Regions from separate parts of the Mus musculus genome. Here region 1 is linked to region 2. Evidence: chromatin loops called from intact Hi-C (ENCODE). Cell type or tissue: left cerebral cortex. All regions are shown on one strand. Links, peaks and the distances in the headings refer to the core of each region. The heading gives the core; the rest is flanking DNA.

Region 1 (15,083 bases), core at 4,802-12,801, 270 kb before region 2:
CTGTCCCCCCTTTGTTGTGCTCCCTTCTTCCCTTCCACTCTGGCTGCTCCCCCTCCCCCTCCCCACCAAGTAGTCCTCTTTTTGCCTTCCCCTCTTTCATCCCATCAGGTCCTCTAGGTTACACTCTTGCTCTAAAGTCCTTCCTGCATCTCCGTATCTGTCCTTCTGAGGCCGACTCATTGGCCCGACAGTCAGTCTGTCCCCACAAATGCCTAGCTTCATTCCTCCATGTTTTGTATCTATGCTTGTGTTGGTTCTGGTTCTGGATGCCTGGCTGGCTCTTATCTGGGCTGGCATGGATGGTGCAGCAGTAAGTGCTGATGTACAAGGCGTGATATACGCCTCCTAGGTATATACCCAGAAGTGGACGCAGGGTGGATCATGTGATAGTTCTGGCTTTAGTTTTTAGGGGTGTTTGCTTGTTTGTTTGCTTGTTTGCTTCTGCATTTTTGAGGCAGGGTTTCACTCTAACCCAGGCTAGCCTTAGACTCATGGCAATCCTCTTGCTTCAGCCTGCCAGGTTGTGGTATCACAGGTTAGGGCCAGCAAACACTGATTTTAGTTTTCAGAGGAGCCTTTCAGCTGGTTTACATGGTGGCTGCACCAGTTGGCATCCGTCCCATCCCCCACGGAGGTGGATGAAGATCTTTCTCTGTCCACACCCCCCCCACCCCCCCAGCATTAAGGTGCTACTGGTTGATTTGATTTCTTTCTCTAAAAAAAACCCCTATGTGGTGGGTGTGCCTGGATGTGCCTGGGTGAGTTTATGTGCACCACCTGTGCGCAGGGCTGGAGGAGGCCAGTAGAGAGCCTTGGGTCCCCTGGGACTGCAGTGCGGATAGTCAACCTGCTATCGTATTTTTTCCTTTGAGAACTGTGTGTTCCGTTAACTTGCCCATTTTATTAGAGGATTTATAATCTCGAGCTTTAACTCTTAGAATTGCTTGTAAATCCTAGATAGCAGTCCTCTCTCTGTTGACTATTTAGTTGGCCAAGGCCTTATCCCACTGAAGAGTCTCAACACTCTGCTGGCTTCCTTTGTTGTGCACAAACTTTTTGTCAATCTGGGATGGTTTCCTGAACTCTTAAAGTCTTTCTCAGAAAGTCCCTGGGGTTTTACCAATGAAGACTCAGGACCAGAAGCTGGGGTGAAAGCCTGCGAGCTCAGAGAGGCAGAGAAAGCACCTGGCTGACCTTCCTCCCCAGCCGATGTCCCCGAACAAGTGCCCCTCCCCATCTCAGAACACCTCCTCCAAACCCAGTGTCCCTTCCTTCTGCTTCCGCTGCGTCTCTCTGTCCACCCTCCCCTGCCCCCAAACACCCTACTACTCTGTGGCTTTTTTTTTAATTAGATATTTTTTTAAATTTACATTTAAAATGTTATCCCCTTTCCTGGTTTCCCCTCTGAAAACCCTTTTCCCTTCCCCTTCCCCCTGCTCACCAACCCACCTACTCCCGTTTCCTGGTCCTGGCATTCCCTACACTGGAGCATCGAGCCTTCACAGGACCAAGGCCTCTCCTCCCATTGATGCCCGACTAGGCCATCCTCTGCTCCATATGCAGCTGAAGCTGGCTTTTTTCCTTAATCCTGGGCTCACTTCCTGTCAGCTGGTTGCCTGCTCTGCCTCTTGGTTACTCTTATTTAATCATGTTTACAGTATTCAAGCAGAAAGGTGTGATCAAATAACCTGAAACATGCCTACATCTTGAAGTATTTTGCTTGTTCCATTCCAGACTTTACATTAAAGTCTGAATGAATCTGGTTTCATTCTCTTTGCCTTCCTTCCTTCCTGCCTTCCTTTTGTTTTTTGTATGGATGTGATCTATACCTGTGTACTTTCCCATGTATGTGCATGTGTGCATGGGGTATGCCTGCACACAGTTCTCAAAAGAAAAAAAAAACCAAAACCCCCAAAAAACAAACAAACAAAAAAACCCCACCAATGAACCAGAAATACTTTGCCATATTAGGAAGCAAGGAAGCTCTTGAGAGCTACTTCACATAAACCATATCTCAATAAACCAGTTTTAAAAAGAACTGAGTCACAGTGTTGAAATATTTGCATTTTTACTTGAAATGTGTAAAATGTTCTGAAACTCCTGAATTCATGACGATTAATAACAAGATCATAGCCTAGGACAAAAATGTGGCTTAGTGACAAACTGAGTTGTGCATATGGCCGATGTGAAGGTAGTTCCCAACATGAGCTGTAGGACCAGCTACACCAGCCATTTCTTATCCCTAGGCTCAGTGGGGGAAGGCACAGACACTTGAGACCCTGGAGTCTCTTCTGGAGACGTGTGTGGACTCCCAAGCCTTTGGAGTTGCCTGTGAGAGTCACTGTTCTGTGGGCAGGAAGAATGATGGTCTTAGAGGAAAAACTAGCAAATTAGAGTTATTCAGACAGACTTGAGTTATCAGCAGACATTTTCTAAAAATTTATTCTCACCAAGAATCAAAAGATCTTACTTAAAATTTGGACTTTAAATCTTTAAAGAGATTTTAAATCTTTATAAAGTTATTTTTAATTCACTTTTTAAATTATTGTTTTCCATGTGTGAGTATTTTGCCTCCATGTCTGTCTGTGTACAGTGTCAGTGCCTGATGTCAGTGGAGGCCAGAGGAGGTGTTGAATTCCCTTGGATTTGGAGTTACAGAAATGGCTGTGAGCTGCTCTGTGGGTGTTGGCCTTCAAACCTGGGCCTCTAGAAGAGCAGCCAGTAGTCTTAATCAGTGAGCCAACTCTCCAGCCCTTCACTTTTTAAAAAAAAAAGATGGGGTAATAACATATATCTGTAATTTGAGCACTCAGGAGACTAAGGAAATTCAGAGTTTAAGGCCATTCTGGACTGCACAGCGAGTTTGAGGACAGCCTGGGTCACATAGTGTTATCGGGAAAACATAACGGCCTATCTACATCAAAACACTGATGTGGACCATGGAACAGAATGGGCAGTCTAGAAATGAAGAGCTGCACAGCCTCAGCCACCCGATCCTTAACAAAAGCGAAAGGGACAGCCTCTTAGGAAAACTGAAAGACCATAAAGAACGAGAGGGTGTGCTGGAGAGAGGGCTCCACTGTGAGCGCTTGCGGCACGAGCATGACGTGACGACCTGGGGTTCAGATCCCAGCATCCCATGCAGGTCTGGTGGGGTAGCATGCACCTCTAACCCCAGAGCTCAGGAAGCAGGGGTGTGGATCTCTGGGGCTTCCCACTCAACTAGTCTTAACAGGTAAGCTGCAGGCTCCAGGAGAGACCCTGTCTCAAAAGTGAAAGCGGATATTGAATAAAAGCACCCATCTCTGGGAAAGGCTGACTCTCCCCCTGGTAGCCACCAGTGGCCTGGGGTTTCTTGTCTAGGGTGAGATCCCATGAATATTTTCCACTTCCACATTAATATGTCTGTTGATACTGCCATTGTTTCGGGGAAAGATTAAAACATCTAATGTTCCAACAACTTAAAGAGGAGAACAGGAGAGGACAGGATCCAGTGCCAGCCTCTGTCCTCCCTGTGTAACCTGGGGACACACAGTGCCAGCCTCTGTCCTCCCTGTGTAACCTGGGGACACACAGTCCCAGCCTCTGTCCTCCCTGTGTAACCTGGGGACACACAGTGCCAGCCTCTGTCCTCCCTGTGTAACCTGGGGACACAGTGTTAACCTCTGTCCTCCCTGTGTAACCTGGGGACACACAGTGTTGACCTCTGTCCTCCCTGTGTAACTTGGGGACACAGTGTTAACCTCTGTCCTCCCTGTGTAACCTGGGGACACACATTGTTGACCTCTGTCCTCCCTGTATAACCTGGGGACACAGTGTTAACCTCTGTCCTCCATGTGTGTAACTTGGGGACAGACATTGTTAACCTCTGTCCTCCATGTGTGTAACCGGGGGACAGACAGTATCACCCTCTGTCCTCCCTGTGTGTAACCTGGGGATAGACAGGTTTTGAAGAAACTCTTGGTTCTTAGTAGGAATGGCCTTTAGAGACCAGCCTTGACAAGTGCTTCTGAAGCCAGCTCATTTTTCCCCCTGGCCTTTTCAGTGAATGAAACAAAGGTATATGCTCATTACACCTCCTTACACTAAGCACAGACTGGATACTTGGTGCTGCACTTAGCCACTCTAACTGTAACTCCTCTCCCCTGGTAGTGCCAGCATTTGCCTTCTCTTCCACACTAACGCTTAGCGCTGCCCGCCTTCCTCCTCTCTGATCTCCACAGGGCTGGTCCTCGGTGAGCAGGTGGATCTTTGTTTTAACACTGCTTTCTGTTTTTAGGTTTTACTCTTTTAACTTTTCTCTGTGATTGCATAGACTGTGTAGTTCCAAGGGGAAGTCCATAAAACAAGGTTACTCAGTTCATGAATATACCCTTCTACCTCGTTCTTCTCCCTTTTTTGTTATGTTCACAGATGAGGGCTGAGGAAACACCACATTCCCCCTGACCCCCACTTGTCTGTCTGTCTGTCTCTCTCTCTCACTTTGGGGTAGCAGTAATGGATGGCACACTTTTCTCTGCCTTTGTTTGCATTATGTGATTAATCTATAGCAATCTGTATAAAGAACTGTGAGCCAGCGCTTCCTTATGTGTGGTGTCTTGTTGGGAGGATGTACTGCAGTCACGACAGCCTCTCTGTGGCCACATGCTCAGCTTGCTGGCAGTGGCTTTTAAGGTAATTCATAGCCTAATCATAAATTAGGAATTACATACATGCATATACATATTACAAATTTTGCCTTTGTTTTTAATGTGTTTCTGTTTTGAGTGGCACTATATATTAGTTGCCTATTTAGGTTTCTCTTTTTCCAGAAAGGAGAAGAATTTCTTAGAGGAATCCCTTCTGCTAACCTGTTGCTGTTGTATAATAAATTATTTAACTCATAAAACTAATTTAAACATAATTAAAACCATGTGCCACAGCAGAATGAGCAGTCATGTCTCCTGGCCAGACATGGTTAGCTTGCCCCAGACATCAGTCAGTATGTTGCCATGTTGGTGCTAACAAGAGAAGAAGCTCCTGGAGGCCTGGAATTCCTGTGTCATCAGAGCCTGACAGTTTGAATCTTGTAGCAGACAGAGACAGATCTGGGTCAGTTACCTTACTACTGTAATGTGAAGTCAAAAAAGAAAAAGAAAAACAACTAAATTCAGTGTTGTTGTTGTTGTTTTTTTATTCAAGAAGTTTCCAAAGGCTGAAATATATTTTAAGTGTAAATTAGCTAGTTATTGATGTAGAAATCATTTTTAATTTTTATCTGGATTTAATTACTTATTGCTGGACTTGTAACCATGAGTTTGCATTGTGGTCTTGTTCACGTCGATGCAGGCGCTTGTATTTTTCCTTCAGTGTGTGGGAAATACCTTATTCCAACTTTGCAGCTTTGCTCCCCATTTCTTCTCTCGTGTGGGCTCTTGACTCTTCAGTTGCCTCAGAGGTCCATCCCTGTTCCCGGGGCATGAGCTGTTGAGAAAACTAAAGGAGAGATTTAGGACAGCTTTCTCACTACTATCCAAGGCTAAGAGCCTATTAGAACTCTGCAAGTAGGGATGGAGGCAGGAGGATGGAGCACAAGGGTGGCCTAGACCCACACATGGAGGAGTCGGCCCTTCTTCTCTGCCTTACTTACTTGCTTGTATCCTCAGGGCCTCTCAAGAGAAGGGGGTCAGGTTGTGTGAAGCTTGTTTTCATATCTAAGCTGTCCCCTGCATGTCAGCCTCCCTGTCCAGTGACCATTGTGCTTAAAACTGAACCGTCTCTGGCAGGCAGCGGTGTACTCCACTGGCTACTCTGGGATGAAGACGCATCTATGGTCCTTGCTTCCCTTCACTGCACCTTTTGATCACTGAGATCTCAAGCTGGCAGAGTGGAACAAGCAGTGTTGAGATGATGCAAAGAGGAATGAGTTCCCGGATGGTCCCTATTTCATTACATCCAAGAGAAGGCACAAGCAGTGGTGTTGGTGGGTCAAGGCATTCAAGTCTGTGGGGTTTTGACTGAAAAAATGTTAGATTAACATTTACTAGGACAGCGGGACTACACAGAGAAACCCTGTCCCCCCAAAAGAAAACACAACAAAAAGATTGTACTGTATAAAATTGCACTGGGCGCTCTGCATGGAAGAGGATTATGTCTACACACAGCAGTGTAGTTCCAGGAGAACGAGCTAGTCAAGGTCACTAGAGTTGGGCTTTTAGATCAGGTTCTGACTTGACTGTGTGATGATACACTTAGCCTGGAAAATGGAAAGGATACTGTCTAGATAGAGCCTGTGGGAGAGCCTGTGCTGCGCTGAGTAAACAAGGCAGTGCATCTGACTTGCCTGCAGGGTAACAGACACTTTGTAAATGCTAGCTCCCTCTGCTTCCCTCTACTTTCTCCTCTTTTCTTGAAACATCACCCACAGAGTAAGCCTCAGTTCCTTAAATCTTTTCTGCAGTGATTGGCTGTTGAATTCCCTTATGAAAGTAGGGATGCCTTTCCTAAAGGACGCTTGTCCCCGCTTGCTGATTTATAAAACAAAGGGATTAAACCCCTGCCAGATGGAAATACAGTGGGTATCACTGTTGGATTGTCCAGCCCATCCCCCTCTCCCTGTTCCGCCCTCCCCTTCTTCTCTCACATACGTAGTCCATGTACTTTCCCACTTTCCCCTCATTTCATGAACTGTCGATGTTTAGGGATGTTTCTCACATCCCAGAGTTCTAAACACTTCCTGTGGCAGCACGCTTTGGCCAGCAGATGCCACCCTTTTGCTTCTTGTGCCGTCTGCTCTGTGCAGCCTTGAAGCAGAGGCTGCCAGCTGTGGATACTACATGACAGAATTAGTTTACCAGTCTTGAAGTTTGACATTTCCTGAAAATGCATCCTTATCATACAGACCGCACTGCTTGAGAAGAGAGATGAGTGACCTTTCAGATGCCTGAGAGCCTTGGCTTGCTTGCCCTCAGTTGGGTGGCTCTCTTCTTTGAACTTGATCATACCACCTGCCCTGTTTGTTTGTTTTTGTTTTTTGTTTTTTTCCTTTCTGGTTGGAGAAAAAAAATCAGCGGAAATGTAAATTGAATTTGTGAACCAAATTTAAGATCCATGGTAACATAATGTTGGCGTAGAATTTTAAGGTTGCTTATGTTTGAGTTTTATATTATTCTATTTCTGTTTCACATTTCATTTTTGTAAAAAGTATTATTAGCTCTTTGAATGATGAGGGATAATTCAGGGACAACAGAAGGCCAAAGCATTGGTAAGCCAGATGTGGGGTATGCCTGGTGATTGTAATGTTACCACCATTCCATACAAAGTCTAATGCACGGAGGATAGTCATAGTCTTTTATTTAATGGTGCTTGTTTTTGTGAGAGAATAGATGAGGTTTTGGGGTATGTGTGTGTATGTGTGTGTGTATGTGTGTGTGTGTGTGTATGTGTGTTTTTAATAGTTTGAGAAATAGAAGCCCAGAGATCTTTATGTAAACCAGCCAGTTTTCTCACTTCCCACCAGAGTTGGGTCCCAGGTCATTTCCTGGTCCTCTGAACTCTTGGGTGCTTCCTTTTACTGAGACAGCCACAGCTGTGAGCACATGTCAGATACTTAAGTTTGTTTTACAAGCCAGGAAAAAGAATCATTTTTAATATGTAACGAGTACTGATGTCAGGGTGGGGTGGGGTGGGGGACAGCAGAGGGACATTTATCCTTGGCTCAGTGTGCTCTCAAGCTTATTCAGAGAAGGTTGACAGACTTCATTTTATTGTTCATCTAGGTCAATAATTCCCAGGGTAAAGCAGTCTTGTGACTCTATATTACTTACCTAGTTGCCATGGGCTTTACAGTAAGTGTGTTGTCAGGAAATGTCATGCTAACTAAAAAAGACATTTTTTTATGGCATCCTTTTGGCTTTGACCAAATGTAATCTCTGTCAAAACAAAGATGGCTATTGTAGAAGAGTCTTAATGTCTACAGCCAAGAGTTGGACTGCTTTTCTGCTGCTATCTCTGTCACTGTGCAACTATTAGTCTGCTTTAGGAATTTGCTCCTGAATTTTTCTTTCATGCTCTTATCTCCTGGTAATGTGGCCTTTTCTGCTGGTTTCCCCTCCACTCTTGCCCCACAGCAGTAGTAGATACTGAATATTTCTAACCGTCTGTGTATGTGTTATTTTCTTGTCCTATTTCCTGCTTTGTTTGCAAGAATACTTGCCTCTTTATGACTATGTTGAAGGGGCTGCAGAAGTGGCTCAGGGGTTAAGACTTGCAGAAGATACAGGTTCAATTTCCAGCAACCTCATGATGGCTCACAAACATCTATAATTTCAGTTCCATGGGCATTGATAGCCTCTTCTGGCAGGCAAATGTGGTATGCAGACAAGATATCCATACACGTAAAATAGACATAAAAAAAAAAAGAGAGAGAGAGACAAGGTTGTAGAGTTTGGGGTGGAAGTAGCACTCAAGTGCATACTGTGCACAGGCCCCATAAACACTCTGTCCATCCATCTCTCACACTGTCTTCCCAGGGTAGATCTTATCCCTGCTCACTGGGCAGCACGGCTTGGAAACACTAGGTGGTGTGTGTGACCCGTACAGAGCATGTGATTAATAAGTGATGAGTGTAGGCTTTCAGCTTTGATGTGGAGCCTGTTATTGTCCTCAGATAAAATACTTTTCTGCCTGGGAAGTGTGTCCTGCCCCTGAACCTTTGTTTAATTCAGGTGCTGTGCATTTCTTTCTCTAATGTGCTTTGGCAAAAAGCCACAGCACATGAGTGTTCAGATTGTGGTTTTTAATACTGTCATTTTAGCCCATTTATACATTCTTTGCAGAACTGCATATTTTTTGAGATTTTCACTCTGTGATAGCTTTCCTCCTGTGTTTATGGGACTGCGTTAATTAGAGTATAAATATGACAAGTGCGGAACAGGGTTTTTTTTCCCCCCTCATTTTTGGTAAAACCTTAGCAGAGCACAGTGATTGGAGCTGCAGTGCTGGGATGTATATTAAACATTTAGAAAGTATTATTAATATGTGGGTTTGTCTTCACAGTTCAGGCTTACGTGTAAGGAGAGCAGTGGGCTAGGAGGCAGGGGCAGGCCTGGCAGACCTTCCTAGCTGTGGGGTTCTGGAGGGGCTCTCGGGCTCCCACTCTCTGCTCGTCTTTAAAATGGAGCTGCTGTGTACAGAAGAACTGGATGTGGCGTGTGAGAGAGATGCTTAGGGTTCACAGGTTCTTAACAGCAGCGTCGGGACAACTGAGCAAAAGCAGGTAGATGTCTGTGCTCACTCTCTGAGGTCTGCAACTGCGGCCAGCCGCTTACTGTGGAGTGAATCTCCTGGCTGTGTTTGCCTCGGGGTTAGTGAGAATGTTAAACTTAAAAATGCCTTTCAAGTACTTCGCAGAGTGTTCATTTAGTAAATGTGATGTACATGTTTAGTACCTAAGGTAGGGAAAATAAATGAACCAATAAAAAGGTGGAAAGAGGTGAGCTGCCCCGAAACAGAGGCAGAAGGAGGCTCTGCTATGCCTCGCCAGTTTTGCTGGGAGCCCTTGTGGGAGTTCAGACTCACTCTGAAGCACTTTCAAGAAAGCCGAATTCTGCCACTCATGTTCCGAGGGCTAGGTGTCAGTCAGCCTGGTTGACACACTGGCTCCCTGCTGCTCTTCCTCCGGGACGCTATGAGAGCCGGTGGGGCAGGGCCGCAGAATGGCCCTGTTTGTTGTGTCTCGGCTCTTGTACAACCTGGGATGCTGAGGTGGCTGGTTACTGAGAAAGAGCAGACTCGTGTTCTCTTTACAGACTCACCACACTCCCAACTGCTCTTTATTTAGAAAAATTGTGGCAGAAACTATTCTAGGATTTTATGGCCTTCACACATGGCTGTGTGTAGTTTGAGTTTAAAATATCTTATGAGGAGCGGTGTTTAAAATGAGTGCAGTTGGGACATTTGTTACCCCTCCCAAGTGCTCTTCCCAGATGCACCAGGGAACAAAGGCTGTTCTCACGCATTGTGGAGAAAGGCTCCGTTCCAGACTCAGTGGAGGTTTTCCACTTTTGGAAGAGCTGCTGAGGCTCTAATCACAAACTGCAGCCGTTCTAGGATTAATTTAAGATAGTTCCTGGGATGAATTAACGTCTTGCAGTAAAAATACCATACACAACCTGTCACATTATCTGTGGCATCCTTTCCTGAGCCAGCCCAGTTAATGAGAAAACCAGGTGCCCAGGGTTTATTGCTGAAGGAATGTTTAATAAGGGAGCCATGCACGGTGTTTGGGTTCGTGGTGTTTGGTCAGTGTGTGAGTTGTATGTGGAGGTGTGTAGAAGCTCTGTGAGACACAGACATTACCTTTTTCTAATCTTACTGCCTCTCCTCCTGGCTCACTGGGGTGTTCCTGTGGAAAGATGAAAACCAAACAGACAGTCTGGTCTACTCTGCATTCCCTGACTTGTAGCTTTCTGGTGCAGTCCTCGGGGTCTTGGTACCATGTCAATAAGCTCCTGTGGGAGAATACATAGGTGAGCATCATCCCAGAGTAAGGCTCCTCCAAGGCTAGAACAGAGCAGGCAGCCTTGGCCCAGGGCTATCGATGATACCTCCATACCCAGGGGCATGGGACTTAGGAGGAAGAGCTAGTTGGGCCACTGCACATTGGATATGTGTAGCTTGCATTACTAAAATGAGCTCTGTTACACCACAAACATACCTCCTGTGTGTCTCTTAAAAGTGTGTGTCAGAGTTATTCCTATAAAACTGATACCCCTGTCCAGCTTGTGCTAGATGCTAAAAACATTTGTGTTCGTGACTCATGATTCAATAAAGCCCCAAGTTAGGAGTGTGTTGGTTGGCTTCTACATTTTTTTTAATATATTTTTTTTATTACGTATTTTCCTCAATTACATTTCCAATGCTATCCCAAAAGTCCCCCCTCCCCCCCCAGGCTTCTACATTTTGAATATTATTTTTTATTAATTCTTCTCATACGGTACATCCGGCCACAGCTTCCTCCCCATCTCTGTCCTTCCCCGGATCCCCTGGGAAGATCCAGGAAAAGGCCATGGGATGCGGTGGTTGTCACTCAAGACTCTGAGTCCTGGTGAGCCTTGCATAGGTGATTCTGGGGGCTGTGTTTTCCTGGTGTCCTTGACCCTCTGAGTCCTATAGTTCTTCCTCCCCTTTCTGTGGGCTTCACTGAATTAGCTCTCCAGCCCTCTTTGCAGGGTTGCTTTTTTTTTTTAAGATTGGTTTTTTGGGTTTTTGTTGTTGTTGTTGTTGTTTTGCTTTTTGTTTTTCGTTTTTTCGAGACGGTTTCTCTGTATAGCCCTGGCTGTCCTGGAACTCACTTTGTAGACCAGGCTGGCTTCGAACTCAGAAATCCTCCTGTCTCTGCCTCCCTAGTGATAGAATTAAAGTTGTGCACCCCACACCCGGCTCCTCTTTGCAGTTTTAAAAGCTTTATTTACATATAGTATCTAACTATTCAGACATTTTAAATTTCTGTATTTTGATTTATTAACTTCAGTTTGTAGAATGCCATCTCATTTACAAAAATATTTTATATCCTAAGACTATAAAAATATTAATCTCTGCTTTGTTTTATTTTTTTTCTTCCAATATGTAATCCATTTGCAATTTGTCTTGGTGTAAATTGTAAGGTAGCCACCCAGATTCAAATCTTTCTTAGCTTCTTTTGCTGACAGCTAAGGATTTTCAGAATGAGTGGTTAATTTAGAGGTATCTGCATCTAAATGTGGCTTGTTTCTACAGAGAGAAAGTTTCTACTTGAGACTTGGAGTTTCAGTATTCCTGTCTTAAAAAGCCTCCAAAAGAACTGTGAAACACATATTGATTTTGGCCTTGACTTCAGTGCATCTCAAACGGGCTGATTCTACAGAACTTGATTCAAAGCATTTCTTCTATGTCTTGATGCCTTTCTGCCAAGCAAAATTGATCATTTCTGACCAGAAGGCTCTGAGCTGAAGGAAAGTGAGGAGGCTCTCGGCTGCTGCAGGCACACTTTGGCTGTGCGTGTGGGGCTTTTAATTTTTCTCTTAAGCTCTCCTAGTCACTGTGCTGCTTGTCCCGTTGTCAGGGACCATTTGGAGGGCACATTTGGTACAGTTGCCTAGTCCTGGAGCTCGTAACCGGGTCTGTAGATGTCTGTTTCCTTGGCACTCTGATGAGTAGATACCCGGGGTCTTCCCTGTCAGTTGATTCTTGTCTTTTCTTGTATCGCGACATCTGCTGTGGTTGAGTCTGTGGTGCTGATGTGCTTTCACCAGCAATGCCTGGTCTGGTTTGTTGTTCGGTAAGAAGTATGTTTAGTTCCAGTCTGACAACTTCCCTGAGTGTCTAGGACAGTAGTTCTCAACCTGTGAGTCACGCCCTCTGTAGGGGAAGGGAGTGTCACACATCCGATATCCTGCATACCAGATATTTACATTACAATGTTGTAACAGTAGCAAAATTATAGTTAGGCAGCAGCAACCAAATAATGTTATGGTTGGGGTCACCGCAGCATGAGGAGCTGTGGTAAAGGGCCACAGCATTGGGAAGGTTGAGGACCACTGCTCTAGACTTTTGCAGATTTGCCCCTTGTACCCAGACTCCTGAGTTATAGCACCATTCAAAATCAGTTTTACCAGTAAAGGAACTGTGTTGTACCAGTGAGGTCAAAGGGTCAGTACATGCAGTAGAGAGAGCCATGGGAGTCTCTCTGTCAGCCTTTGCATCCATTTCACCACCAGATTTCCTTATCTGCTGAACAGACTAGAAAGACGGCTGAGTGGATGGGAACTCTTCTGACCCAGGGTTGATCGCCAGCACTCACATCAGGCAGCTCACAACTACCCTCCACACCCACACCCACCCTCACCCCCACACCAACCCCCACCCCATATTACACTTTTCTGAAGGAGTTGGTGAGTACAACGTGATGAAATGTGTATAAAATATATAGGTGCCCCTGCCTATATTAAGCATTTAATAAATGTTATTTTCTTTCTTGGTTTCCGGTGTTGCTTTGGTCTTCTTGGGGATTATACAGCCTCTACTCCAGCTGTAGAAAGAATGCTTTATGCGCATTTCAGAAAGTTTAGAGATTCTAGAAAAACTTAAAGATGTCTTGCTATTTATCACTCTCAAGCAACAATTTCTTTATTTTGATGTGCTTCCGTCCAGTTTTCTATGCTTATATGTAAGTTTCAGTCTTACACAGCTGAAATCTTTCTGCCTATAGTTTTAATTTTGTCATCTAACATAGCCTGTTTCATTGTATATTTAAAAATCTTTGCAGAACCATCTTTAGTAAATTACTGGTTTTAGTTATGTACGTGGATGTGTGAGCGTGAGTACAGGTACCAGCGGAGGCCAGTGATGTTGATTGGGTCTCCCTGGAACTGGAGTTCCTGACACATGGGGGCCACCTGCTGTGGGTGCTTGGAGCTGAGCTCAGCTCCTCTGGAAGAACAGTACTGCTGAGCCTCTGCCAGCCCCGTAGTCAGGCCTTTTTAAAAATATTTTTTGAGATAAAGTTTAGCAGTATAGCCTAGGCTATACTTCAAAATTCATGGTCTTCCTGCCTCAACTTCCCTTTTATTGTTGTTGTTATAGGTAGCTACCACCATTCCTGGCTTAAAATACTTGCTTATGGTCATATAATAGCCATTGCAGTGTATAATTTAGTTGACCTAATCAGTCAGTGTATTTGGCCTTTTGGGTTAGTTGAGATTATTCCAATTTATCAAGCCAGGAATCCTTGACTACCAGAGAGCTGCCTCGGGTTGAGTCTTTGTACTTTCATTTGTAGGACACCTCCTCCCTCAGCTAAGTATGTGAAGTAGCCAGGGTATCCTTCCCGCCAGCTCTCTGGTCGTCTGGTGTTTATTTAGGTTTCAATCTTTTTGGAGAGGTTTCTTCTCCTTACACTCCTGGGCTAGAAGAAAGGTGAAGGAGACTGAGTTGTATTTAGGTCTCTGGCCTGGTGGTGCCAAGTGAATGCCCAGGAGCTGGCCTGGGTAAATGCCACATGCCACTGTGTCCTCACTAGGAGGTGGGAAGACTCTTCTAAATGTGTCCTCACAGGACACACTGTTTTGTTTCAACTTCTTGTCTGTTTTCTGTAGAGCCAGTTTTAAAGTACGCTGAGACTGGGCTCACTTGTACCGTGGAATCTAGTGAGATCTTGTGCTCCTTACTTTCAGAAACGTGGCCAGAAATAGCAATCCGAAAGACACGCGTCAGGCTCGCCAGGGAAAGCTGCTGTGCAGATACACTGAGAATCTGCACGGCCAGTGAATGGCGTCTTTGTCTCAGAACCCACAGCCGCCTGCTTCTGCTGTGATTGCAGTATCAGATCTGAGCTCAGCTTATAGCAGTTACTGAGGTGGCATTGAAAACAAAACTTAAATGCTGTGGTTTGTGTCCCCAAGGGTCACTTGAAACACACAACAAAAATAAAACAAAACATACACTAAACAGAAAGCACAAAACAACATTGCTCCAGCTTGAGGCTGTTTTCATTTGCTCTGCTGGGGTCTGAGACTGCCTGATCCAAGACTGCCTGGCTCCTTTCATTCTCTGATGTTAAAGGATAGTTTTAATCTCAAACACTTAGTCAGCTAGATATCTGAGTCCAGACTAGCTCCGAAATAGATCCTAAGAACTGCAGACAAGTCTGCAGGGTGGGTCCTACAAGGCCCTCTGAAGGCCACTTTGCTGTCTCCCTGTGGCAACCAAGGCTGGCAGCTCACGCATACTCTTATAGTCCAACCGAGGCTGGAAGCTCACGCGTACTCCTATATTCCAATGCTGCTCAGAACAAGCCTGTTGTTGGTTCTCCTGAGGTGGTGAGAGTTAAGTCCGTCCCAAGAGACTCTGGGTTCTGATTTCATTGAAACTGCAGACTTAACCAGAAGCAGATCTGGTTTTAGTCTTCGCTGATGCTTGCTGATTGTAACCTTGAAAACGAGGATTAATTATGTGACTCCTGACACCTCAGATTCCCTATCTATAGTCACATTACACGTTAGCTGTAAGTGATGATCGAATGAAAGGAACATGTGTGCAGAAGTGTGCTACATGCCAGCCATGTT
Region 2 (15,083 bases), core at 2,428-10,427:
GCCAGACACCATAAATGAATGAACTGATTAGATTATATCTAGAACATCTCATCTCCTGTATCTCTGATAACTTGGATTGTCCCAGCAAGCAGGTCCCTGGTCTGTTTGTTTGGTTGGTTGGTTTTGTTCAAGAAAATTCTCAAATAGGGTTGTTTTTTAATGTGGAGTCTCCTGATTTTTCCATGGTTTCAATAAGCTTCAATAAAAGTCGACACCGAATGAACCCAAAACTATGCCACATACTACAATTGAGGAAACAGCGCCCGCCCGAGGGATGAAGTGGGAGGGATGAAGCCCGAATCCAGCCTGTGTTCTAAAGCCCGCCCCCCCCATACACACACCCATCCTTCCACCAGTGTGCCAACCCCTCCTGGCAACCCTGGCTCACTGTGGATAGAGAACGTTGCTGCTCCCTTCCTCCCATGGTGAGGGCTGGGATCCAACTCACCTGCAGACTGGAGCTGAGTTTCCCAGGACTGCAGGAAGAGCAGCAACAGAGAGAGTGGCCAGCAGCAGGGGCCTCTCATGGTGCTTGGAAGGATGACGAACCACAGTGTCACAGCCTGCAGCTAGAAAAGAAGGTCGCAAAGCAACAGTTTTGACGGTGCTTTTATTGCAGGGGATGAACACTCTGGCTTTGCGTATGTTCAAAATGTTTTGCCAGGCATAGCTGCACACTCGGGAGGCAAAGGCAGGCAGATCTCTGGGAGTTTGAGGACCAGTCTGTTCTTCATAGTGAGTTCCAGGCCACCCAGGGCTACATAGTGAGATTCTTTCTCAAAACAAAACAAAAAGGCTCATGATAATTTTTTGATGTCACCACACTGGGATTGCTGAAACTCACAGAGGAGCCTTTGTAAAAAATGGCATTTTACAGAACTACAGGGCACTAAGTTAATAAGAAGTAGATAAAAATACATAAAACTCAAAAGGAGATAAACGCTTGTATTAAAAAATTATATACATATGTGTGTATATATATATATACACACACACCATATATATGATATATATTACAGATCATACACATCATATATATTATATAGCATACACACCATATATGTGTGTGTGTGTTACATATATATACATGTATATGGTGTGTGCTCACACACTATGGCACACACGTGTGGAGGTCAGGGGGCAATTCGCTGAAGTCCGTTTTCTCCTTCCTCTGTGTGTGTCCCAGAATTAAACAGGACTGAACTCCGGTGGTCAGTCCCGACAGCAAGCACCTTTACCCACTGAGCCATCTTGCCAGTCCCCGAAAGAACCCCTTCCTAAATACCAGATATAGTGCTAAATGTGCTTTTCCGTTGTGGCATTGACCCTCTTTGTAGTTCCGACATTTAAGGCTGTTTTGGTTCGGTTCTCCCTATTCAGAAATAGGCTTTAAGAAATTAAATGCTGCTACCCAACGCCTTATAGCAGGAAAGTGGCTGCGGCCGAGATAGAGTCCTGTCTATCTGGTGTGTGAGTCAGCTAAGGTGCTCCACACTCTCTTCTTCTGCGGACAGAAATCATTCCCCATATTCCCCCAAACCCGTGCCACACGCCAAAGAGCAGCTCTTGGGGTCTGGGTTCTTAGTGGTAGGCCAGAGAGTGGAGTCCTGCACAAGACACGCCTCGGTGTCTGTTTCTCGCCTGCTCTTAGGAGAGGCCGCCAGGGGGCGCCTGCTGGGTCTGGCTTCTACTGCCGTGGGAAGCCTACATCTGCCCAGCAGGTGTCCCTGCCCAGAGCAAACAGGCCGCTGGGAGTCCCGGGACCTTGAAGATAAGGCTTGGACAGGATAAATCCAGTGTGAGGATCGGATCGGGGCTTAGATGTGTGAACGGTATCGAAGTCAGTGGCGGTAGATGTGCCCAGAGGGCAGCAAGAGAGCGGCCTGGGCCTCGATGAGCAGCCATGGACCCCAGGGAGACAACAGGTGAGCCCTCTCCTTCCTGTGTAGCCTAACTAGGTCCCTTGAGAACCACTAAGGGAACACACACACTGTACGGATGGAAAATGTGCTGCCCAATAAGACTACCCAGCTGGGCTCCAGGCACAGAACTAAACCTAGCTCTCACCCCCCTACACCCCACCCCTGTCTCTTCCTCCAGAGAAGCCTGGTTCCCTTGCACCTAAGAATCACTAAGCCTTTCTTCCGTTCCCCACCCCACCCCCACACGGCACACTGAGCCTGCTCTATCCATTTTTCTGTGGTTTCTTGGCAGAGCAGGCCATCGCCCCTTAACCCACGGCTGCCCCTCCCTCAACCCCCCAGTTCCTTGAATGAGCCCATTCTGAGCAAGGCCGGTGCGTGGCTCTGACTCCAGACCAGCTTCCTATCCGAGATTCTTCTCCCTTCTGGCTTTCCAGCGAGGGTAGAAGAACAAAAATCCTTCTGGCAGGGTCTGTGGTGGTAAGGTGACAAGCTAGCTAGATGTGCCAGTGGCTTGATGGTGGAGGTAGGAGGAAAGGCAAGCCTTTTCTAGAGTGGGCCAGAGCGGAGCCAGCACCCCAGGGCAAACATCTGAGTATAGCTCCACCGGGCCTTTGAAACTCAGGGTTGGCTCTTGACTAAGGGCTCCCTTAAGCTCCTCTTGGCTTAAGTCAACACGCACTTGATGTCGCTTGCACCTCAGGACTCTTAGAAAGTCAAAACAGCTGCCCTCTCAATTTCAGCTTTCCAAATCCGCTGTTCCACGGGGGGGGGGGGGGCGGTCTAGGGAGGGCAAAGAGAGTCATCATCGTTCAAAGGCTTGCTTTGAAGTAGTGGCCCATTAGAGTGAGCCCAGGTCTCCTGATAAGGATCCTTGCATTGAAGAGGAAATTTCTCGGACGCCCTTAGGATAGGGAAAGTGCATTCCCAAGGAAAGTGCGCTCCAAAGAGGTCTGAGTTCAAGAGCTAATCCGGAAAGGACACTTTGGGAAGGTGCCAGGCGTGGAGGGAGATTAGGGAAGGAGGACCTGCATTTTGTTGGCCTTGCCAGAGGGGGATCGGAAAAGGTACTGCAGGTTAGACGTGGACACGTAGGCTGTTAAGACTTGTCCCCCTACGGGTTTTACGCTGGCTTCCCTGCAGACCCCTCGTTGCCCCCGGGCCCTTTGACTCACCTGAGCCTGCCGGACAGCTCAGAGGTGCGGCTACAGAGCGACGGGCCCAGCCTCCTGGGGAGTTGGACCAGGTAACGGCGGCGGCGTGGGCAGGTTGCCCTAAGTGGGGAATGCCAGACAGCCAGGGCGAGCCCAAGCGGCAGCTGCATTTAACCTGGAGCGGGAGGGTGGGGAGGGGGAGCGCGGGCTGCGACCCCTCCCACTGGCAGGAGCGTTCTCCCCCTTCCTCTCAACACTCGGGCCCCAGCAAGCACGGCGCCCCTTTTTCCTGCTGCTCTGGGAGCTGCAGGCGCGAGCTGCGGGCCGGAATTGGGCTACAGCTGGAGTCGGGCGGCGACACTCCGGGCAGCCGGAATGCTCTGGAATCCTACACGAGACACTTCCCAGAGGAGAGCCCCAAGAGGCGGAGCGGTCCTGACCGCCGCCTGCCTGGCCTGCCTGGGCTTCCAAGGACGCGCCCGACTCTTGCCCTCCTCTGTCCCTTCCTGGAGTGATGAAAGGCCGAGACTTGGTCCTGCCGTAAAGGTAAAAGGACTCAAAAGGACAGCCTTGGAGTTCCCAGCTCTCTTCAGGGCCCAACTTGCTCATTTCCCAAATAAAGACTCACCACAGACTCTTTTTCATGTGCTCCTTTTAATTGCGCAGGCTTTGAGAGAACCCATCCTCATTTGTCAAACTCTCGGACTGATAAGCAACAGACCCCAGAGAGCTGACCCGTGCTACACTCAAAGAAAAGAAAACCCCCGTAGCATTAAGCCAAGGGTGTTGTTTGGGCATCAGAAAGACTCAGATCCGCCGCCTCCCCCCCACCCCAATCCTGGTAATGCAGTTTGGAGCCTTGGTCACATTTTCACCGGTGCATGTGCCTGCTCGAATTGAGGTTGTGCTCCGGACCTGGAGCTGGCAAAGGCTGTTTCCCCTTATGAGTTGAAAGCTTAATTACTATTTCCACAAAGCCCACCTCCATCTGAGAACCAAATGTAGGGTTTTAAACACAGCTATTCCACTTGGCCCCAGACTACAACAGCCGGGAAGCCACCCACACAGTGTAGCACCTGGGTGATCCTGGTGAGGTCTGTGCAGGGTTCTTGGAACACAAATATTTAGCTCATTTCCCAAGTCCTTCTTCCCCCAGATCCCTTGGAGGACATAAATCAACCCCATCTCCAACTTCAGCTCACTCAGCTTCAGGGGTGGGCTTTGTGCCAACTCAACCCTTGACTCTCCTTCCTGTGGCCCCGTGGGCCCAACCCCCATTCCTAGGTCACCCCCAGAGCATGCCATCATCCTAAGAGAAGGTGTGCGCACATGCCTGCAGCAAAGATGTGAGCAGACTGTGTGGATCCTGCATGCCAAGGTGGCTCAGAAATCCTATGGAAATGAGAAGCGGTAGGTGGCTCCCTACCCCGACCCAGGTCTCCACAGCCTTCAGCCCTATGCCTCCCTCCAAACCCACCACCATTTAGCTTCTTTGACATCTTGGAGGCCTCAAGGCTGACACCTCAGCCATTGTTCAGCCAGGGTCCTGTTCCCCAGCCAACAACAGCTGCCTACTGGGATCTAGAGCAGAACTTGACAGTGGCTGTCAGATCCCCACATCCCCGACCAGTATCCATTCATTCTGCTGCGTACTACATGTCACGCACCAGGGTCACTGCTGGGCACTAAGCCTCCAGCTGGACCAGGCAGATACAGCCTCTACTTCCATGGCATCTCCATTCTGGTAGGGGACATGCAGTCACCTCCCCACAAGCCAGCAAACAAGGTATTTCAGATTGTGATGAGAGCCAGAGAAAAACAGAGTGGAGTCACATAGTAGACCAAAGGGGATACCTTAGCTTGAAAGGTCAAGGAGGTCAAAGGGCTCTTTAAGAAGTGACATTGGAGCTGATGTACCAGTGCTGAGATAGAGCCAGGCATGGGAAAACTCCAGGAAGCATTCTAACTGGAAGCAATAGAAAACGCAAGGACCTCAAGGCTATATACTCAGTACTGTAAGAGGATGAAAGGGGGAGACTGGTCAGAAGAGGGGGACGTTAGAGAAGATGACAGGAGAAGCAGTGTCCAGGTCATGTGAGGATTTGGGATTTTAAACCACAAGGGATGTTGATAAGAGGACATCACAATTTGATTCATTTTCATTATTATTAATAATATCGTTTATTTTGTTATATTTTGGGGGGGATAAGACAGACTCTAACTCTAGCTCAGGCGGAACCTATACCAATCCTCCTGCCTCAGAGGCCCCATCCCTTCCGTACTGGGTTTAGGATTACAAACGTGAGCCACCACACCCAACTTAATTTAACTGTTACTTCTTTCCAGATTATTTATGTATTTTATATATGTGTGTGTATTTTGTCTACATGCATGCCTGTACACTAGAAGAGGGCATTGGATCCCATTACAGATGGTTGTGAGCCACCATGTGGTTGCTGGGAGTTGAACTCAGAACCTCTGGAAGAGCAGCCAGGGCTCTTAACTGCTGAGCCGTCTCTCCTACCCCTTGACTGTTATTTTTGTTGTTGATGTTGGTGGTGGTTCTGGTGCTGGTGGTGATACTGGTGCTGTGTGGATGTATAGATGCCACGATTCCTGTGGAGGTAAGAGGATAATGTGTGCAGTTAGGTGTACAGTTGGTTCTCTTCCTCCTTTTGATGGGTTCTGGGCATTGAAGTCAAGTTATCATGCTTGCCTCAGCAAGCCTTTTATCCACTGAGCCACCTGTTACTTAAGAACTAATCTGGGGCTGGAGAGACTACTCAGGGTTAAGAGCACTGGTGGCTGCTCTTCCAGAGGACCTGAGTTCAATTCCTCGCAACTACTTGCTGGCTCACAACCATCTGTAATGGGATCTGATGTTCTCTTCTGTCAGATGGTCTCTTCTGCCATGCAGGCATACATGCAAATAGAGCTCTCATATCCATAAATAAATTTTTTAAAGTAATCTAGTTGCTGTGTGAAAAACAAACTAAAAGAGGCATCTGTAGCAAGGGAGAGACAGATGGAAGGCTGAGTTGGGAAGGCAAGGGATAGTGGTTAGGACCAAGGTGAAGTTGGTAGGAATCTAACGGATTCCAGATGTGTTTTGAAGATGGAGCGGGCAGGACTTACTGATGAGGTCTAATAATGCATTAACGGTTTCACTCTGGGAGAGGGGACACTAAATCATGATTCTTTAAAAATTTATGCCACCTTGAGACACTTTTAAGACAGTGAAAATGATGTTATGTGTTCCCAGGTTCTTCTGTCCTCCACCCTGTGTCTACCTCGCGGGTCCTGGCTGGAGGGTGAAGCCAATGCAAGACCAAGGTGAGAGTGCCCTGACGGGCTGTTGCTCGGTTCTGCAGGAAGGACCAACTGCCTCAGCAGGGCCCGGGAGCCCAGACGGTTGCAGGCGCAGTCTCGCTGCGCCCTCTGGCGGCAAGAACTAAGTTTGACCCGCACCTGAGCTTCCCCCAGACTTCCAGGGTTTAATTCCCGTCCTTTTTCAGCCCTCCAATCTGCGGAGACCGGGCCCACCGTCTGCGGTTACATGGGACTGGACGGTGCGTCCGGCAGCGCTCCCGAGACCCAGAAGTTGAACTTTGAAGAGCAGCCGGACTCCAGGGTGAGGCTGCACTAGAGAGCATCAGATTCCTGCTCCTGGCGTTGCCTCTTTTTTTTTTCTTTTTGTAGAGGAGGCAAAACTGTAGACTCCCCAAGTCCCCTCCAGAAGCCAAAAGGCAACTGGGGAGGCCAGAGGGTGGGTTCTGACCTAGTCCCTAGATTAGTACGGTTTCTTGTCCTAATGGTAAGGATGTCATAACTGCGGAAGGTTGGCTCTTCCGCTGGCAAAGTTGAGATAAGGCCTGCCGCATCCCCTTGAGCCCCGTAGGAATTTGGTTGTGCCAAGACCCTGTACATCTCGGACGCCGATAAGAGGAAGCACTTCCGGCTGGTGCTGCGACTGGTGCTGCGAGGGGGCCAGGAGCTGGGCACTTTCCACAGTCGCCTCATCAAGGTGATCTCCAAGCCCTCGCAGAAGAAGCAGTCGCTGAAAAACACAGACCGTGAGAGGGGCGAGGTGGAAGGGTGCAATTCGAACCCAGAGCTGCAAAAATGGGCGGAGGGTGCAAGTGTGGAGGAGGGGGTGAGAGGTGGAGTCTGGGTAGAAAGAAGGGAGGAGTCTGGGTGGAGTGGCTGGCCTAGACTAAGAGAAAAGGCACACAGAGATTTCAGACAGGACACAGGTAAGAGATAGATATCAGATTTGAAGATGACAGTGGGGGACTCAGAACAGACAAAAGCTGCAGCCAGGTGCCAAATCCGGGGCAAATTAAAAATGACCTTAAGGAAGTTGCATCAGCCAAAGATGGTGGTTCCCATGTGTAATTCCAGTGCTTAGATAAAAGAACTCTGAACTCTTATCTAGGTCAGCCTAGGAGGGAGTGAGTGGGGAAAGGAAAGAAAAATGGATCGGGAGAGAGAAGGAAAGAGAGAGGGTGGGTTGATTGGTTGATTTCAGTATAGCATACCATGTGGCTTGCTTGAGACTGTCTGCCCAGAAAGTGTCCCCCAGTCTGGAGGTAACCACGACTCAGTGTGATCCCGGAATCCAGCTCCTTGGTGTCATTGAAAAGTCCTGTGGAATATCCCAGTTCCAAGCAGTGTCCTAGCTGGCACCTTGGTGCTCAGGAAAAGTGGGGGACCTAGAGTAATGGTTATGCGTGCAGAGTCTGGCAGTCTGGCTTCGAATCCTGTCCTGGAGAGTGAACTGAGCTGACATATGTATTTAGAAAAGCAAAGGATGGGGAGATGGCTTGGTGGGTAAAGTGCTTGCAAGGCAAACACATGAGCCTGGGTTTGAATACCCGTAAAAATTGAGTGTGGCTGCAGATGTCAGTGATCCCAGCTCTGAGCAAATAGACAATAGGATCCTCCTCCAACTCTCTGGCTAGAAAGCTCTAGCCAAAGAGCTCTCAATCCAGTGAGAGCCTTTGTTTCAGAGAATAAGGTAGAGCGTAATAGAATAAGGTGTCGGGAGTCTAGCTCTGGCCTCCACACCCACGCACACACAGCTGTGTGTGTCCAGCCACACGCCTGCACACACATACAGAAAAAGGGAAGAGCAGAAGAATCTATTGTATAGTAAATTAAATGGAAAGGGCTTGGGCTAGGTATAAATGGAAGGCCAGCAGTCTGTCCAGCACGGAGAGGAGATGAACAGCACTTGGTCAGTGCCTGATCCCCAGCTGGTGTAAGTCCAGTAAAAAAAAAAAATGAAGCTGTGACTGAGAGCATGCCATCGGCTGGAAGACAAGCCAGGCTCTAGGAGAGTCCCCCTGTTCTTTCAGACTCTAGCAGCCATCTATGCAACTCCCACCTGCTTCACACTTCCCACCCCCAAGAAGCCTTCCTTAGCTTAGACCTTTCCCACACGGAGTTAGCATTTTGTATTTATGCCCTCCAGACCATGAACTATTTCAGAGCAAAGCTGGACCCAGTTCACACATCAATACCCAGTACCCGACGCCGTGCCTGCCACAAAGCAGCCCCGAGTGACTTGATGAACCCAGCTCACATCACTGAAGGATGTTCATTTGTACCAGGGAGCTGGCAAGCTCAAAAATCAAGACCCCAGGCAAAAGGCTATGAAATGCAGATAACCATTGAGTCTAGGCCAGTGGGCATATTAGCCAGGCTGTTACATGGGTCAGAAGATGAGCTGAGGCATCTGAGAGACCACATCTGAGAGGCCTGGGTACTGATTCCACGTTCCCCTCGCAGTATGCATCTCCTCCGGCTCAAAGGTCTCCCTTTTCAATCGCCTGCGCTCCCAGACAGTGTCCACGCGTTACCTCTCTGTGGAAGATGGGGCCTTTGTGGCCAGCGCAAGGCAGTGGGCTGCCTTCACCCTCCACCTGGGTAATCTCATGAGCAGGTGCGGGCTGGGTGCTCCGTGTGTTAGCATAGTTAATCAACCCTACAGGAAGATGAAGCAGTGTAACTGTCCCTTGGGGAGGGGGGTGAAGGCTTGCCCTTGGCCCTAGTGAGTCGGTCAGGAACCCGATGTCTTCTGATCCCAGTGGCTAGCTATGACCTTTCTCCTCCAGCCAATCAGTGGCTGCCCCCAGGGAGCATACCTTACTGTGGATGATCACAGACTAGCTCTCCAGGATTAGAACCTTGGTCTTAGCTTCCTTTCTCATGGCTAGCTGCGTTGTGCGTTAAAGCCAGAGGTGAAGAGACAGGGTTTGAGAAGTAATGAACCTTTGTTTCTTCCTTCCTTCCTTTCTTTCATCTCCAGCTGATGGGCACTGTTCCCAAGGGGACTTCCCACCCCAGGAAGGTTACATCCGCTACGGCTCCCTGGTGCAGCTTGTCTGCACTGTCACAGGCATTACACTGCCGCCTATGGTATGGGACTTCATGGCTATCAAAGAATAGAGCTGCCTGGCTGGGTGAGGAGCCTCTGGGGACCCCACACCCTGCTACCTCACACACACACACACACACACACACCCGCCCGTCACCCTTCTGCCGCAGATCATCCGAAAAGTGGCCAAGCAGTGTGCCCTCCTTGATGTGGATGAACCCATATCCCAGCTGCACAAGTGTGCCTTCCAGTTTCCAAGTGACACCCCAGGAGGGGCTGGCACCTACTTATGCCTTGCCACAGAGAAGGTGGTGCGATTCCAGGTGAGAAGCAGAGACTACCAAGCATCCCTGGCAGAACACAGCCATAGAACATAAGCTCTTCTCCACAAAGACTGCTTCTTAAGGGAACAGTGTTGCCCCCTGGAGGATCAAAAGTCATAGAATGCAGAAAAAATGATGTAATTACTATTATTAAATAATATTCCTGTTCAGGGGCTTTAAGACATTGGGAATACAAAATTGCAGAATATAGAGACTGGAGGTGGCTCGGTAGTTAAGAGCGTTTGTTGCTCTTCCAAGTTCCAAGTTTATTTCCTAGCACCCACACGGTAGCCCACAACTTCACAACCACCTGTAGCTCCAGCGTTAGAGGATCTGACACCTCTTTCTGTCCTCTGAACGTCACACACGTATGGCATAAATTCACATTTACATAAATGAAAAGAAAACTGCAGGATATAAAGAAAATCATAGTAGGAAAAAGTACTGGATAATGTTGAACACAGTTACAGGATGTCAAGGCACAAAATCAGTGTGGAAAACAATAATTATTAAGTAATATTCCAAGCCGGGTGTAGTGGCACATGCCTTTAATCCCAGCACTCGGGAGGCAGAGGCAGGCAGATTTCTGAGTTCGAGCCCAGCCTGGTGTACAAAGTGAGTTCCAGGTCAGCCAGGGCTACACAGAAAAACCCTGTCTCAAAAAAACAAAAACAAAAAAACCACCACCAACAAAAAAAGTAATATTCCTCCTAAAATATTATTCTGGAATGTTAGTAGATAAAATAATGAAATAATATAGAAAATAATTATAGCCAGGTGGCGCATGCTTATAATCCCAGCACTGGGGAGGCAGAGGCAGGAGGATCTCTAAGATTGAGGCCAACCTGGTCTATAGAGCAAAGTCCAGGACAGCCAAGGCTATATAGAGAAATCCTGTCTTAAAAAAGAAAGATGGGGGGGGGAGAGGAGAGAGAAGGAAAGAAAAATGATTATTGAACAATATTTCCTCACAGAAAGTATTATAATTATTTTTGGTTTTGTATATTTATTTGAGGCAGGTTTTATTTAAAGACTGACCTTGAGTTCATAATCCCCCTGCCTCCACCTATCAAATGTACCACTAGTCCCAGCTAAAACTGTAGAATGTTAAGGCAGAGAAGTTCGCTTTGTTTTTTGGAGTCAGGGTTTCTCTGTGTAACCCTAGCTGTTATGGAATTCCCTCTATAGACCAGGCTGGTCTCAAACTCACAGAGATCTGCCTGCCTCTGCCTCCCCAGTGCTGGGTTTGAAGGTGTGCTCCACCACACCCTGCTTAAGGTACAGGATTGTACAATGTTAAAGGATAGAGGATGTGGCTGGAAAGAGAGCTCACTGGGTAAAGAGCATCTGCAGCTCTTTCAGACCAAAGTTTGGTCCCTAGCACCCATGTCAGGCAGCTCACAACTCTCTGTAATTCCAGTTCCAGGAAATCTGGCACTCCCCTGTGGCCTGTGCTAACACCTGCACACATGGCGCATATGTTCACACACACACACACACACACACACACACACACACAGGCATGTAAATAAAAATAATGTTTGCGTAGAGGAACCTGATGATGTAGGTTGTAACCCTATTTGTGAGGCTGAGGTCGAAGGGCAGAGTATTCAAGGCCTGTTGTGCTACAGTGAGTTCAAGACCAGCCGGAGCAATTTCGTGAGACCTTCCTTGTCTGAAAGAGAGGAGAAATTCCGCTCACTGGCAAAGTGAGCGTGTGCAGAATTCTAGGTGAAGTTCCCAATGCCAAGAAAGAACGACTTCAGAAAACTAGTTTATTAGAAAGTAAGCTGGTTCAAAGATTTAGTTTACTCTAAGTGAAAGAATGTTAAAATCTTGGGACCGGGGAAATGCTAGTTGGTAAAGAACCTACCGCGCCTGGCCTGTACTCGGGAGCCCGACACTCCCGTGCCTCTCATCAGCACTCTGGAGGTGAATCTGCAGGGTAGTGTGCAGCCTTGCCTGTCTGCCTGCTTGCCTGTCTGCTTGCCTGCCTGCCTGCCTGTCTGCTTGCCTGCCTGCCTGCCTGCCTGCCTGCCTGCCTGCCTGCCTGCCTGCCTGCCTGCCTGCCTGCCTGCCTGCCTGCCTGCTTGCCTGTCTGCCTGCCTGCCTGCCTGCCTGCCTGCCTGCCTGCCTGCCTGCCTGCCTGCCTGCCTGCCTGCCTGCCTGTGGCATCTGAATCTAACACCCTAGAACTCACATCCTTTTTTTAAAATTGAGTATGATGGCCAGAGCTTGTAATCCTAGCACCTGGGAGGCAACGACAGGAGAATCCCAGGGCTTTCCTTAGTCACTCGGTATAGCCAGATGAGCTAACCTCTGGTTCAGTAAGAGACTCTGCCTCAAAAAATAAGGTAGAGAGCAACTGAAAAAGACACCTCAATTGATAGCCACCTCTGGCCTCCACACCTGTACACACACACACACACACACACACACACTCAGGCACACTACAAATAAAAAAATATTTTTTTCTAAAAAAGACCTTTGGTTTTATAGATGTACATATATGCATACACACATATACATCTATGTGTATACGCATACATACGTAGCCCATACAGTGTATGGGTCTCACACAAGCTCCCTGAGGCAGATAAACTGGGAAACTTAGAAGGAAAACTTGATAAAGTGGGACCACTAGCGAAGCTTCAGTTCCATCCTTTGGACTTCCTGCCAGGCTTCCCTCTGCCCCAAGGAGGCCAACAGGGCGCTGCTCAACGACAGCTCTTGCTGGACCATCATTGGCACGGAGTCGGTGGAGTTCACCTTCAGCACCAGCCTGGCCTGTACTCGGGAGCCCGTCACTCCGGTGCCTCTCATCAGCACTCTGGAGGTGAATCTGCAGGGTGGTGTGCAGCCCTGCCTGCCTGCCTGCCTGCCTGCCTGCCTGCCTATCTGCTCTAGGAATGGGGAGGCTGTGGAGGAAGGGCAGGAGGCTCCTTCTAACCCACCACCATCACCACTCCCTCGTCACCTACATCTGGTCCCATCCACCCCCCAGCTGAGCGGTGGAGGTGATGTGGCCACGCTGGAGCTGCACGGAGAAAATTTCCACGCTGGGCTCAAGGTGTGGTTCGGAGACGTGGAGGCAGAAACCATGTACAGGTACAGAGAGGCGGTGGGAACAGCTTGGGCCAAGGGATCCAGAGACTGGAATGTTTATGATTGGCTTCAACCTCCATGCCCCGCCCACAGGAGCCCTCGTTCCTTGGTGTGCGTAGTGCCAGACGTGGCGGCCTTCGGCAGCGACTGGCGTTGGCTCCGCACCCCCATCACCGTGCCCGTGAGCTTGCTGCGCGCGGATGCGCTCTTCTACCCCAGCCCCTTCTCTTTCACCTACACCCCGGAATACAGCGCGCTGCCACGGCTGCCCAACGCGCAAGAGCCTGCCCCCGACGCGGACACGCTCCTGGAGAGCATCCACCACGAGTTCACACGCACCAACTTCCATCTCTTCTGCCCCACCTAGGCAGTGCCACTGAGGCTGACTCCAGGCCCGCAGCTGTCCCTCAGGGAAAAAGAGCAGGAAGGAGAGAGATAGCTCACCTGACCTCAGGCCACTCACTGTCCTCAGACATACAGTAACTGTCTTCAATCATGAGTGACGTTCTAATGTCTTCACGGCGTGGCGTGCTTCCTGTTTTTGTTACCTTATAGATTTATTCTTCCGCTTTTGTCTCTTTCTGGCTCTTCCTGGGTCGGTGACCGGTTCTGAGGATCCAAGCCTATTGGGGATTTGCTCTCCAGACATCTGTGTCCCCACTTGAAAACAAGTTGCATGAAGTAAGACTAGAATGTCTAGGGCCCTGATCCCATGAGGTCCCTCTTAGAGCTAGGCGTCTATCTGCCTGTGGTGACACTCTCTATGGCACCCTCGCCTGGGTTTGGTCTCTGATCACTATCCCATGACATTAATGTCAGGCAGAGGCCTAGGACGGCTCTCTTCACTGTCCCAAGGCCACTTCTCCTTCAGGACCCAGAGGAAGAGCCTAAGGCTAAAGATCCTCCTGTATCCAGGTACAGGTGACTGGGAAACACTGTGCTGGGGACAGGGATGGCAAGGTGCAAGGCTGAGTGCTCCCCGGATTCCATCCAAACCAGAGTCTGATGGAGCTGGCACCTTTATGACTCTCTGCGGAGAAGAAATGGGGTTCTAAGGCAGCAGATACCCTAAGCCTAGAGGCTACCTTGGCAGCCAGCAACTAGCTATACCCCCATGCCAAGTATCTTAGTTAGTTAGGGTTTTACTGCTGTGAACAGACACCATGACCAAGGCAACTCTTATAACAACATTTAACTAGGGCTGGCTTACAAGTTCAGAGGTTCAGTCCATTATCATCAAGGTGTGAGCATGGCAGCATCCAGGCAGGCATGGTGCAGGTGGAGCTGAGAGTTCTACATCTTCATCTGAAGGCTGCTAGGAGAAGACTGGCTTCCAGGCAGCTAGGATGAGGGTCTTAAAGGCCACACCCACAGTGACACACCTACTCCAACAAAACCACACCTACTAGAACAAGGCCACACCTCCTCACAGTGCCACACCTCCTCACAGTGCCACTCCCTTGGCCAAATATATTCAAACCACCACACCAAACAAGAAAACACTGCAGAGTCAGAGACAAACATAGGGCCTCTTCAGAACATATCTTTCCCACGTCAAGGCAGACAGAAGTCATGAGACAACAGGACAATGAGACAACTCAGAAATCAGACAACTGAGAAATAAACCTCTGAATGTGGGACCCATGCTGGAGCTACACCCGGCTCTGGTCAGCCTTACCCTGCTTACTCTGTGCTTCTAAGGAAAAGGAAACTGGCAGGATCCTGGCTTGGGCTATGAAAACCAAAGACATAGGTAGAATGGATGTCAGTCTCTGGTCTTGCCTGGTAGGAAGTATTGATTTGAAATATGAGGTTGGTCTACAGCCATAACACCCTGACCATGACAGATTTCATCTGAAATGTGGGTTCAAAGCCCTAACGATCTGGAACTTTCCTTAGCCCAGGAGGAAGAGTTCATTTCCTGTAACCCCCCTCCGACCCCCATCCGGCCCCCAAATGTAGAAAGTCCCCTATGAAACCAGAAATAAATTCATTCATAAGACTTCATAGAGTGGCAGGGCAGGGGTGGCGCACACCTTTGATCCCAGTGTTCAAGAGGCCAGTCTCTGAGTTTGAGGCCAGCCTAATCTACAGAGTGAGTTCCAGGACAGCCAGAGCTACACAGAGAAACCCTGCCTCAAACAAACAAAGACTTCATAGAGTCTCCAATGATTTTTCTTTTTCTGGATTGGTGTTGTTT

Evidence for each region. A loop is a pair of places that touch in the nucleus more often than their neighbours do. Peaks named below come from ENCODE experiments on the same cell type or tissue, not always from the same donor. Only the 100,000 strongest peaks of a DNase experiment are listed, where the experiment ranks them.
Region 1: a loop joins it to region 2, with 3 times the contacts of the local background. A loop is called at or near these places in 6 of 42 quality-filtered maps.

What each region holds. Positions count from the first base shown.
Region 1 is chr2:164,128,011-164,143,093 of GRCm38, forward strand. The region is part of intron 10 of Stk4 (serine/threonine kinase 4); the gene reads left to right. Among named protein-coding and RNA genes, the nearest start is that of Kcns1, 36 kb to the right of the region's middle. In left cerebral cortex, for the core only: CTCF peaks have their summits at 6,741 (motif pointing right) and 8,564; DNase peaks (open chromatin) are centred at 6,745, 8,600, 9,358, 9,905 and 1 more place; H3K27ac peaks cover 2,123 bases.
Region 2 is chr2:164,401,394-164,416,476 of GRCm38, forward strand. Matn4 (matrilin 4) reads right to left here and starts at 3,425. Exons shown (of 11, transcript NM_013592.4): 1 at 3,098-3,425; 2 at 449-569. The coding sequence starts at 527. Rbpjl (recombination signal binding protein for immunoglobulin kappa J region-like) reads left to right here and starts at 1,801. Exons shown (of 12, transcript NM_009036.1): 1 at 1,801-1,925; 2 at 3,066-3,168; 3 at 4,361-4,486; 4 at 6,339-6,409; 5 at 6,592-6,707; 6 at 6,975-7,149; 7 at 8,867-9,004; 8 at 9,387-9,496; 9 at 9,626-9,778; 10 at 12,459-12,614; 11 at 12,783-12,886; 12 at 12,977-14,055. The coding sequence starts at 1,904. The coding sequence ends at 13,250. In left cerebral cortex, for the core only: CTCF peaks have their summits at 6,521 (motif pointing left) and 9,882 (motif pointing left); DNase peaks (open chromatin) are centred at 3,473, 6,505 and 8,106; H3K4me3 peaks cover 747 bases.